Regions from separate parts of the Homo sapiens genome. Here region 1 is linked to region 2. A link is an interaction called in ENCODE POLR2A ChIA-PET data of the cell type or tissue named here. Cell type or tissue: A673. All regions are shown on one strand. Links, peaks and the distances in the headings refer to the core of each region. The heading gives the core; the rest is flanking DNA.

Region 1 (6,293 bases), core at 421-5,420, 64 kb after region 2:
GCAGGAGAATCGCTTGAACCCAGGAGGAAGAGGTTGCAGTGAGCCAAGATCATGCCACTGCACTCGAGCCTGAGCAACAGAGTGAGACTCCATCTCAAAAGAAAAAAAAAAGGAAAGGAAGGACAGGCGGGGCTCGGTGGCTCACACCTGCAATCCCAGCACTTTGGGAGGCCGAGGTGGGGGTGGAGGGCGGAATCATTTGAGGTCAGGAGTTCGAGACCAGCCTGGCCAACATGGTGAAACCCTGTCTCTACTAAAAATACAAAAATTAGCCAGGCATGGTGCCTGTAATCCCAGCTACTTGGAAGGCTGAGGCAGGAGAATTGCTTGAACCCAGGAGGCGGAGGTTGCAGTGAGCCGAGATCACGCCATTGCACTCCAGCCTGAGCAACAAGAGTGAAACTCCATCTCAAAGCAAAACAAAAGGAAGGAGACCTGGGGTAATCCAGGTAAACAAGGGATCTTTCGTGAGAGGAAGGATGGAGAGGGTCTTATCTGAGTCACTGAGGAAGGGTGGAAGTGGGTCTTATCTTGGGATATTCCAGAGCAGGGTAGTCCGTTAAGACAGCCATCTCTCAGCTGGGCGCAGTGGCTCATGCCTGTAATCCCAGCGCTTTGGGATGCTGAGGCGGACAGATCATATGTCAGGAGTTTAAGACCAGCCTGGCCAACAAACATGGTGAAACCCTGTCTCTACTAAAAATACATAAAAAATTTGCCGGGCATCATGGCACGTGTGTGTAATCCCAGCTACTTGGGAGGCTGAGATATGAGAATCTCTTGAGCCTGGGAGGCAGAGGTTGCAGTGAGCCAAGATCGCGCCACTATACTCCAGCCTGGACAACGGAGTCTACAAAGTGAGATGGAAGGAAGACAAAAGGATGGGGAATTTCTTTACTGTAGGTGCTTTTCAGAAGCACAAGCTTCAGCTAAGTTCAACACAGTCAAGGTGTTGAGGGGTGGTAGTGGGAAAGAGAACAAGTAGCCATGGCCCCTTCAACGCCACCTTTTACTCACACGCAGAGGCACCTCCGAAAGCTGGCTCAGGTCTTGCGCTACCATCCTTTCAGCTGCCTAGTGGTCCCCTTTTTCTCTGTGGAATCATCTATCTCCCACGATCTAGGGCTGCACAACTTCAGGGCCGGGGTATTCATATGCAATGTGAGTTGTGCATTCCAGCAGTTCTGCATGATTCCTCTACCTTCCTGTCTTCCAAACCAAAGAGCAGGGCTGGGCGCAGTGGCTCATGCCTGTAATTCTAGCACTTTGGGAGGATCGCTTGAGCCCAGGAGTTCAAGATCAGCCTGGGCAAGATGTTGAGACCCTGTCCCTTTTAAAAAATTAAAAACAACAACAACCAAAGAAGTACCTCCACTCAGGAGCACCTTGAAGCCTGATGCCCCTTCACCCCATGACAGAGGCTCCAGGGCAGCCTCTTGGCCTATTCTTTCCACTGCTTCTCACCCTTCTTTTACAAACCTTGCCATTCAATTCTGATCCACCCCCTCCCAGGACAGAAGCAGCCCTCCCTAGGCCAAGTACAACCATCCATCCATCCTCAGGTATCCAGTGTGTCAGGTCCATCTTCAGCCCAATAGTCACAGCTGACCGGGTCCTACCAACTGTACCTCCAGTTCCCCAGGTAGCCACTGAAGCATACAAGAGGATAGCAGCTCCAACACTAACTAGCTAGCTACTTCCCAGCGGTGACTTCTCAACATTGGACTCCTGAAAGCCACAGTCAAATATCCTGGGGTAGGTACCTTTGCCTGAGCCCTACTGCCAGACACGTGACTCAACAAGTGTAGGGATTTAGCTTTGAAGAAAAAAAAATAAAACCTGGAGAATTTAATTTTTTTTTTTGAGAGAGAGTCTCACTCTATCACCCAGTGGAGGGCAGTGGTGTGATCACAGCTCACTGCAACCTCTGCCTCCCAGGCTCAAGCCATCCTCCCACCTCAGCCTCCTGAGTAGCTGGGACCACAGGCACATGCCACCACACCCAGCTAAATTTTATATTTTTTGTAGAGACGGGGTTTCACCATGTTGGCCAGGCTGGTCTCGAACTCCTGGGTTCAAGCAATCCGCCCACTTCAGCGTCCCAAAGTACTGGGATTACAGGCGTGAGCCACCATGCCTGGCCTTTTTTTTTTTCTTTTAAGAGATGGGGTCTTGTTCTGTCACCCAGGCTAGAGTGCAGTGGTGTGAACTGCAGCCTCAAACTCCTGGGCTCAAGGGATTCTCCTGGCTCAAACTCCTGGGCTCAAGGGATCCTCCTGCCTTAGCCTTCTGAGTAGTTGGAATACAGTCAGGTGTCACCATGCCTGGCTATTATTTTATTTTTTGTAGAGATAATGTCTTGCTATTTGCCCAGGCTGGTCTTGAACTCCCGGGCTCGAGGCATCCTACTACCTTGGCCCTCGAAAGTGTTGGAATTATAGGCATGAGCCATCGTGCCCACCCCACCCTCCACCAGAGAATTTAATACGCAGCCCAGTTTTCAGAACTACAGCCCTTTCACATGCAGTATCTCATTTTGACCTCACAATGACTTGTTGTGGTAATCTTTAAGATTAGGACAGGCTGGGCTCAGTGGCTCACACCTGCAGTACGAGCACTTTGGAGGCCGAGGCAGGAGGATCACTTGAATTCAGGAGTTTGACACCAGCCTGGGCAACATAGTAAGACCCCGTCTCTAAAAAATACAAAAAATACAAAAAATTGTCTGGGTGTGCTAGTGTGCGCCGGTAGGCCCAGCTACTTGGGAGGCTGCGACATTTTACCCCGGGGGTCAAGGCTGTAGTGAGCCATGATCAGGCCACTCCACTCCAGCCTGGGTGACAGAGAAAGACCCTATCTCTTAAAAAAAAAAAATGACAAGAACAGTTCATAGAGGCTCCAACTCCTGAATTTAAAGATAAGAATTAAAGATTTGCTTTAAGATACTCTAGAGGAATATCGTGTGTGTGTGTTTAGAAGGGTAGGATGGATAAACAAAAAAAGCATCAGGATGTTGAGAACTGCTGCAGCTGAGATAGGGGTGCACAACACTCCCTCCAGCTTCATGGATGTGTGAGAGTTGCCGTAAGGAAAAGCTTCTCAAAGTCTCCCGTGGAGATGATGAGGAAATATGCTGGGTATGCATTTGTGGTGTTTTCTAAATTTCCCTGAGGGAAGGAAAACTGTAATTAACTATAATCTAGTAAAGTTCATTGTGACCCATCCAATATAATGTTGTCATAACTAAAGAGAGAGGCGTCTGCAATCTAGAAAAAGAACAGTCAAGGGATGAAAATAAGTCAGAGTTGTATCAGTTCTGTCCAGGAAAGAGAGTGCTTCTAAGCAGCCTGTGTTAGATCTCCATATAACTTTATTCAAATAAAGCCTATTTTCTGAGCGTATTTATAAAGACTTCCAGCCTAACGTTCTAATCCTCTTAGCAGTTTAATTTTTCTGTATAAATTAAGAAATTAGTGTGTATTTGGGTTTATCACTTAGTTATTAGTTTAGCCAGAGTGACTTAGCCCTCCCAGTCTGTTTATTTGCAGGGGAATTGATAAAAACCAGTATCCTGAGGACCAGATCTCAGATCTATGGTGGCTCTCCTTGCAGTGGCAGAGCTCCCACAATTCAGCAATGCCTCTGGGGATCCAGATGCTTGCTTCCCACAGAGTTAGGGCATAAGATTCGCCAAGGATCGTAGAATGGGGTGTGGTGAAGGAGGAGAACTCTGGCATATCTGATTGGAGTTGGAATGAAACTTCTGCCTTTTGAGACCCAGCTGTACTGTATGATCTCAGGAAAATTACGTAATCTCTCTGAGTCTCAGATCTTCTGTCTGTAAAATGAGTGTGATGAAACCCACCACACTGGACTTCTGAAAGCATGAAATGAAAGACTGGGCTAGGCACAGTGGCTCACACCTGTAATCCCAGCACTTTGGGAGGCCAAGACAGGCAGATGACCTGAGGTCAGGAGTTTGAGACCAGCCTGGCCAACACGGTGAAACTCCGTCTCTACTAAAAATACAAAAATTAGCCAGGCATGATGGCACGCATCTGTAATCCCAGTTACTTGTGGGGGCTGAGGCAGGAGAATCGCTTGAACCCAGGAGGTGGAGGTTGCAATGAGCCGAGATCACGCCACTATACTCCAGCCTGGGCGACAGAGCGAGACTCTGTCTCAAATAAATAAATAAAAGAGATGGAGAGTCTCTGGAAGGTTTTGAACAGAGGAGGTTGTAATCTAACCTATATTTTTAAAGGATCACTCTGGCTACTGACTTGAGGAGTGACTGTAGAGTAGAAAGGGTAGGAGCAAAGAGAATAAGCAGGCAGCTGTGCGGTTACCCAGTGGGAAAGGGAAGGGCTGGGGGCTGGGTGGGGCTACTGGATGGGTCTTAGATATATTTTCAAGGTACAGCCAGCAGGGTTTGCTGATGGGAAACACAGAGGTCTAAGAAAAGGAGAGGAATGGGCCAGGCACAGTGACTCACGCCTGTAAACAACACTTTGGGAGGCCCTGGCGGGCGGATCACCTGAGGTCAGGAGTTCAAGACCAGCCTGGCCAACATGGTGAAACCCCATCTCTACTAAAAATACAAAAATCAGCCAGGTGTGGTGGCACATGCCTGTAATCCCAGCTACTCGGGAGGCTGAGGCAGGAGAATTGCTTGAACCCGGGAGGCGGAGGTTGCAGTGAGCCGAGATCATACTACTCCATCATTCCAGCCTGTGTGGCAGAGCGAGACTCTGTCTCAAAAAAAAAAAAAAAAAAAAAAAAAAAAGAGAGAGAGAGAGAAGGAGAGGAGTGAAGGATGACTCCAAGATTTTGGGCCACAGCAACTGGAAAGATGGAATTGCCATATACTGATAGAAGGGAAATTATGGAAGATATGTCTTTATGGAGAAAAGATCAGTAGTTTCATTTTGGTGATAATAGGTTTATATTTCTATTGGACATCTAAGCAAAAAACAAGTCCTCAGAGCCATACCATCACCCCAGTAAGACCAAATTTTCAGTCTTTAAGAGAAGCTAGAAAGTCTCTCTAAGCCTTCTCTGGCTGAGGAGGCTGTCCAATTACAAAAAAGAGAGAGAGAAGCTGTTGGGTCAGGGAATGGTGGCTTACACCTGTAATCCCAGCACTTTGGGAGGCTGAGGAGGGAAGATGGCTTGAGGCCAGGAGTTCGAGAACAGCCTGGTCAATATAATGACACCCCATCACTACAAAAACATTGAAAAAATTAGCCAGGCATGGTGGTGAGCACCTGTAGTTCCAGCTACTCAGGAGGCTGAGGCCAGACGATCACTTGGGCCCAGGAGTTTGAGATTACAGTGAGCTATAAACGTGCCACTGCACTCCACCCTGGGTGATAGAATGAGACCCTGTCTAAAAAAGAGAGAGCGGGCCAGGCGTGGTGGCTCACGCCTGTAATCCCAGCACTTTGGGAGGCCAGGGCGGGTGGATTACCAGAGGTCAGGAGTTCGAGACCAGCCTGACCAACATGGAGAAACCCCATCTCTACTAAAAATACAAAATTAGCCGGGCATGGTGGCGCATGCCTGTAATCCCAGCTACTTGGGAGGCTGAGACAGGAGAATCTCTTGAACCTGGGAGGCAGAGGTTGCAGTGAGCCAAATTGCACCATTGTACACCAGCCTGGGCAACAAAAGCGAAACTCCATCCAAAAAAAATAAAAGAGAGAGACAGAGAGAAGCTGTTAGGGGTCAGGATGGCGGGAAATTTATCAGTGGATCAGTGCTCAGTAAAGAGAATTTTCCCTCACATCTTGTGATAGTCACTTCCAAGTGGCCCCCATGATTTCCCCTCCTGCTATTCATGCCCTTGTGTAGTTCTTTCCCACACGATATTAGGTTGGGTCTATGTGACCAATAGAATATGGAAGAAGCAGTGATATGGCATTTCTGAAGCTAAGTCATAAAAGACATTGCGGTCTCCACCTCAGTGTTTTTCTCCTCGGATCACTTACTCTAGGGAAAGCCAGCTACAATATTGTGAGCAGCCCTTCATGCAGGTCCTCATGGTGAGAAACTGAAGCCTCTTGCCAACAGCCACGAGAGTGAGGTTGGAGGTGGATCTTCCAGCCCCAATTAAAGCCTTCAGGTGATTGCAGCCCCAGCCAACATTGACTGCAACCCATGAGAGAGTCTGAGCCAGAACCACCCAGCTAAATTGCTTCCTAATTCCTCCCCACAGAAACTGTGACATAATAAATGCTTATTGTTTTAAGCCACTGAGTTTTGGGCATACTTTTTTATACATCAATAGATAA
Region 2 (6,293 bases), core at 435-5,434:
TTCCGGAACTCACTCTGTCCTCTGTGGACCTTCTCATTCTGTCCTTCATATTTTTAAATCTCTTCCATATTTTTCATCTTGTCCTCTCTCTGGGCTGCATTCTAGATGATTTCTTCTAGATCTTCATAGAAAGTCCTTAGGTGACCATTCTATTTAAATTACTCGGCATCTCCCTTTTTCCCTTCCCCACTTATCTCCTTAGCATTTTCCATCTTTGACACACTGTATTTTACATACTGATTTTGGGTGTTTTGCCCCACTGTTTTTTAATTTCTTAAGTAAACTTTCAAGTAGAACATACCTATGGAAAAGTACACAAACCAAAGTGTCAAGCTCAGTGAATTATCACAAAGCAAACATGCCCTTGTAATAGCACTCAGATCACGGATCTGGAGCACTCCAGAGGCCCCTGTGCCCACCCCACCCCACCAAGGCCCTCTAGATCATTTGGATCAAAAGGAACAAGTATCAAGCACACATAAATGCAGCCCAAAACACTTTGCTTAACTACAGCCACTCCTCACCTCCATGGCATGACCATAGTTCACTGCAGCCTTGAACTCCTGGCCTCAGCCTCCCAAAGCATTGGGATTGCAGGCGTGAGCCGCCGTTGCCCTGCCTCTTTAAAAAATAATTATTATTATTATATTAAAAATCATATGGTGTATTCTTTTGATATCATGGTTTGTATATATATGTAGCCTGTGTAGCCTGAAGAGTGTCCAACAAAAAATTTAATTTAAAGTGGTCTCAGGTAGTTTGTTACCAGCCTGGGTAACACAGAGAGACCCTGTCTCTAATTAGCCAACCATGGTGGCTCATACCTGTAGTCCTAGCTACTCAGGAGGCTGGGGTGGGCTTGAGCCCAGGGGTTTGAGGCTACAATGAGCCGTGATCATGCCACTGCATTGCAGCCTGGGTGACAGAGTGAGACCGTGTCTCAACCAATCAATAAAACAAAGTGGTCATAAATAAATAAATAAAAATAAAGTGGTCCCTGCTTGGCAGTGTCCCAGGTAACTGGAAGAAGCAAGCCAATCCTCTCTGGAGAATGAAACTTTAGCCAGACCTCAGAGAATGCCTACGAAGTTCCAAGAAAGTGAGCAGCTGAGAACCAGTGTTCTCTTTAAAAAATAATAATTATTATTTTTTAAAGATAATTTGTACATTTGATATATGGTTTTGATATGATATAAAAAATCATATCGTGGTTTCTTTTGCTCACTGTTCTATTTGTGCAGTGTGTTCATAGATCCAGATGACATAGGGTATAGTCATAGCTCATTCACTGACTGCTGTGTATTATTCTATTGTGTGAACATACCATAATTTATCCTTTCTACTACTGAGAGATTTTTGAGAGATTATTTTATTTATTTATTTATTTATTTATTTATTTATTTGAGAAGGAGTCTCACTTTGTTGCCCAGGCTGGAGTGCAGTGGCGTTATCTCGGCTCACTGCACCACCTCTCGGGTTCAAGCAATTCTCCTGCCTCAGCCTCCAAAGTAGCTGGGATTACAGGTGCACACCACCACTCCTGGCTAATTTTCATATTTGTAATAGAGACGGGGTTTCACCATGTTGCTCAGCCTGGTCTTGAACTCCTAACCTCAGGTAATCTGCCCACCTCGGCCTCCCAAAATGCTGGGATTACAGGTGTGAGCCACCATGCCTGGCCCTTTTTTGTTGCTGTTTTCGAGGTGGAGTCTGGCTCTGTTGCCCAGGCTGGAGTGCAGTGGTGCAATCTCGGCTCACTGCAACCTGTGCCTCTTGGGTTCAAGTGATTCTCCTGCCTCAGCCTCCCAGGTAGCTGGGATTACAGCTGCCCACCATCACACTCGGCTAATTCTTTTTTTATATTTTTAGTAGAGACAGAGTTTCGCCATGTTGGCCAGGCTGGTCTCAAACTCCAGACCTCAGGTGATCCTCCCGCCTTGGCCTCCCAAAGTGCTGGGATTACAGGCGTGAGCCACCGCACCCGGCCAAGAGATTTTTTGAGAGATATTTTGGCTGTTTCCAACTTTTGGCTATTATGATGAGAGCTGCTATGAACATTTTCTCCATGTGTCTCACTGATGCTGTATATGCCCTTCTGTTGGGCATATACAGGAGCGGAGTTGATGGGTTAGGACTATGTACACTGGTTCTCAGCTGCTCACTTTCTTGGAACTTTGTGGGCATTCTCTGAGGTCTGGCTAAAGTTTCATTCTCCAGAGAGGATTGGCTTGCTTCTTCCAGTTACCTGGGACACTGCCAAGCAGGGACCACTTTATTTTTATTTATTTATTTATGACCACTTTGTTTTATTGATTGGTTGAGACACGGTCTCACTCTGTCACCCAGGCTGCAATGCAGTGGCATGATCATGGCTCATTGTAGCCTCAAACTCCTGGGCTCAAGCCCACCCCAGCCTCCTGAGTAGCTAGGACTACAGGTATGAGCCACCATGGTTGGCTAATTAGAGACAGGGTCTCTCTGTGTTACCCAGGCTGGTAACAAACTACTTGAGACCACTTTAAATTAAATTTTTTGTTGGACACTCTTCAGGCTACACAGATAACATAAGCACCGAATGCCAACATCCGTGAGGCCCCACTTGCTACAACTTTTGGGGAAGATTTTCTTCCCCTTCACCCAGAGAGCCACACTGGAGACAGGCAAGCTTCCCCACTGTCCCCTCCTGTGTGATGGGTCAGTTCTCATTCCCCGGCCCCAACGGCTTAGGGTTTGGAGTTCGTGATCTGCATGGTGTATGACTGCTATAACAAAGTACTACAAGCCAGGTGGTTTTAGACAACAGAAACTCATTCTTTCATAGGTCTGGAGGCCAGAAGTTCAAAGTCAGGGTGTCAGTGTTGACCCCTGCCGAGGGCTCTGAGGGAGAATCTGGCCATTGGTTTCTGGCGGTTGCTGTGGTCCTTGGTGTTCCTGGGCTCACAGCTGCATCCTGCCTCTGCTCTCGCACAGTGTCTCCCTGTGTCTGTCCTCACTCAACTGCCATCTCTCTGTCTCCCTTCTTATAAGGACCCCAGTCCTTAAGGGCCCACCCTGCTCCAGTATGACCTCATCCTAACACATTACATCTGCAAAGCCCCCACCCCCCGCCCAAATAAGGCCAGATGCTAAGGTCCTGGGGTTTGGGACTTGAGTATGCCTTTCCGGGGGGGACACAGCCAGTCTGTAGCACATGGGTCCCTGTTAGACTGCCCACCTGGTCAGCCCTAGGCTTTCTCTTCTGCCCCCCATTCCTCCCATAGTCGCCAAAGAAAAGCACAAGTTCTCCAAGAACTTTCCAGAAATTTGGAGAACAAAAGTCAGCTTTGGCTTTCGCTTGCCTCACAGATTTTCTGCATGTTAAATGTTCGTTTTCTGTGGATTTCTGCCTCTAAGGCCAACTCGGCAGCAGTGCGGTTCAGAATCCTCTACGTTTGGTCTCACTTCCACCTCATTTCAATAAGGAACATGGCAAGGGAACCCAGTCTGTGGCACCCATCGGGGGTGTTTATCTGTACTTGTTCCCCCTGCCCCCGTCCCACCCAGAGGCGTGCCCCGTGCCCCTACACCTGGCATCTCGCTTGAGGTTCAGAACCCAGGGCTCTGGAGCTAGGCGCCTGCGTTATGACCGCCTGGCTATGCCACCTCAGGGAAACTGCTTCCCATTGCTAGCCTGGATTTTCCCACTGGAAACTGGGGACTCTGGAAGGCCATGTGACAATGAAGGGTCAAAGTGCACACATTCTCACATTCTCAGTTGGGCCCCAGCCCAGCCTCCCAGCTGGAGGGCTCCAGTCAGCATTGTTAGCAGGTCACATCTTTGAGGGTGCAGTGGTCCAGAGAGGTCCTCGGAGGGAGCACAGTGAGAAGAGACCTCCCAGAATCCCCCAGACACCCCATCCCTCCATGTGTCTCTGTGTCTCAGGGAACATCTACCATTATGTGCCCTGGTACAACACCAAGCCTGTCGTGGCCGTGACCTCCAACTGGGAGGACGTCAGCTTCCGCATGAACTGCCTCAACCTCCTCCACTTCACTCGGGACCGCCTGGTGAGTGGTGCGGGAGCCGATGCTGGGAAGACACCTGTTTCAGAGTGTGGCTGGGAGACTTGGGAAACTGCATCACAGTGGCAGGAAACTGGTCACACAGCTCATTCATGCATTCATTCCACACTGTTGAGAAGAATGTGCCAGAAGCAGGGTAGGCACTGAAGACACAAAGATCATTAAACACAGTCCCTGTCCTCACTGTCTAGGGAAGTTAGACATGCAGGCAGTGACTGTGCAGTGCAACTAGGGCTATGATGGAGATGCAGGTACCAGGTGCTATAGGGTCAGAGAGAGAAGATGGGGAGAGGAGAGGAAGAGTGGATAGTCAGAGGAGGTGTGCACAAAGGAGATGACACATCAGCAGGGTTTTGAAGAATGCATAGGATTTTGTTGGGGGCTGGGTGGGGGTAGAAGGGAATAACCTGCAAAGCCGCGGCAATGTGCTGGTTTCTGAAGTTCGGCAGGATCTGGGGGAGGCATGGAGGTGACATGAAGATAAGACCATAGAAGCTGGAAGGAGTGAGATCAGAAACTGTCTCAAGTGCCTGTTGGGAGTGTAGTTCTCGGGAGCCACCTGGGGCTGGCACCTCTGGCATGACTTTCTCATGCCTATGTGGAGGTCAGGGCTCTGCACTGCTTTCCCAGTCTTACCCCATCCCGGCTTCTTGCCACCTGTTTCTTCTGTTGGGAAGCAGGAAGGATGTGGGGGGTTCCTAGCCTCGGAGTTGTGGACAACCTTGAACTGATATCACCAGGTTATCCCTCAAAGTTCCCAAGGTCGTGGCTGAAAACATCTTGGGCCAATCAGCCCTGTGGCCTGTCCAGCTGGGCTCCATGCTGAGGCGGGCTCTCTCACCATTTCTCTCCTGCTGGGCAGAAAGCCAACCTGGACACCCTGAAATCCACGCGGAATCCGAAGGATCCAGCTCTCCTCTACCAGTGGGAGAAACTGCTGAGGGAGCTGGCAGAGGACTGCAAGTAGGAGTAGGGGCACTCCGGGATACAGCTGGCCTGGAGCTGAGCCAGATCTGGGCCTGGGGACTCAGCGCAGTGCCCTGAACACCTCCCCCCGCCCTCCTCGGGGAGGAGCACTGCTCAGACCTCTCCCCAGCGGGAAACCCCAAGAGTCGCTTCTCCCTTCCCATTCAGGCCCCCTGACCGCCCCATCAGAATGGTCCCTGCTACCCCACACCCACACCCGAGGCTCCTCTTAAGCCAGCCTGTCCTCTTCCTCCAGACAAGCCCACATAGCCCCACCTCCCTGCAGGCCCTGGGAGGAAGGGAGAGGACTGGATGAGAACCCAGGGCTGGACACACAGCGAGCAGGCTTCCTATGGAGCAGTGGGAAGGGCTCCTGGGCCAGGCTAGCAGCAGATGGGGGCAGGATCTTGAGGCCAGGAGGGGCACGCTGGCCTAAGGCAGGGCAGGAATGGTGACACTGGGAGGCAGTAGAGAGGTCCAGCCCCTGCTACCCTGTCCTGGCCACAGGCGCCCTCTGCCCTGCATGACCTATCAGCCCAAAGCCACCAGCCTGGACAGGAAGAGGTGGCAGCTCCGCAGCCTCCTCCTGCAGGAACTGGCCCAAAAGGCCAAGCAAGCCAAGCCCAAGGACATGGTGGCCACAGCGGAGGACTGGCTGTACCGCCTCAACACCGTGCTCCCTGAGGTGGGTGCTGCACACACTGGCCTGCAGCAGGGCTGGGAGCCAGCCGCGCAGGGCCTGACATTCTCCCACCTCGGCAGCCCCAGATGGGCCTCCCTGACGTGATGATTTGGCTGGTGGCCAAGGAGCAGCGAGTGGCCTATGCACAGGTGCCTGCCCACTCCGTCCTCTTCTCCCCGGCAGGGGCTCTGCACTCCGGCAGGCTCTGTGGGAAGATACAGACACTCTTCCTACAGGTGGGAATCAGGGACTCCTCAGGGGAGGACAGGGCTGAGAAATGCCCCCAGGGGAGCCCCCTGAACTCGCAGGGCAGCCCCTATGGGGCCTGTTTTCCTGGTCCCTTAACCACATGGAATGGGGTTGAAACAGTCCCCAGAGGAAGAGAGGGGTCTGTGGCTGTCAGCATGTTGGGTGATGCCAAGTCCATGTACCTCCTAAATGTTCCCCAAATCCACCTCCTCGCTGGGCACGGTGGCTCACAGGTAATCCCAGCACTTTGGGAGGCTGAGGCGGGTGGATCACCTGAGGTCAGGAGTTTGAGACCCAGCCTGACCAACTTGGTGAAACCCCGTCTCCACTAAAA

The links. ChIA-PET counts read pairs that join two places held together with the same protein. Peaks named below come from ENCODE experiments on the same cell type or tissue, not always from the same donor. Only the 100,000 strongest peaks of a DNase experiment are listed, where the experiment ranks them.
Region 1: POLR2A ChIA-PET joins it to region 2 with 14 read pairs; 5 of 35 experiments call an interaction of 5 or more read pairs at or near these places.

The regions. Positions count from the first base shown.
Region 1 is chr2:96,744,109-96,750,401 of GRCh38, forward strand. No RefSeq gene overlaps it. Among named protein-coding and RNA genes, the nearest start is that of LMAN2L, 7.2 kb to the left of the region's middle. In A673, for the core only: no CTCF peak of the experiment used is centred there; DNase peaks (open chromatin) are centred at 3,143 and 3,733; H3K4me3 peaks cover 729 bases; H3K27ac peaks cover 441 bases.
Region 2 is chr2:96,680,405-96,686,697 of GRCh38, forward strand. It overlaps FER1L5 (fer-1 like family member 5), which reads left to right. Exons shown (of 53, transcript NM_001293083.2): 20 at 3,923-4,047; 21 at 4,925-5,025; 22 at 5,536-5,713; 23 at 5,791-5,946. Among named protein-coding and RNA genes, the nearest start is that of FER1L5, 41 kb to the left of the region's middle. RefSeq lists an enhancer at 5,514-6,239. In A673, for the core only: no CTCF peak of the experiment used is centred there; no DNase peak of the experiment used is centred there.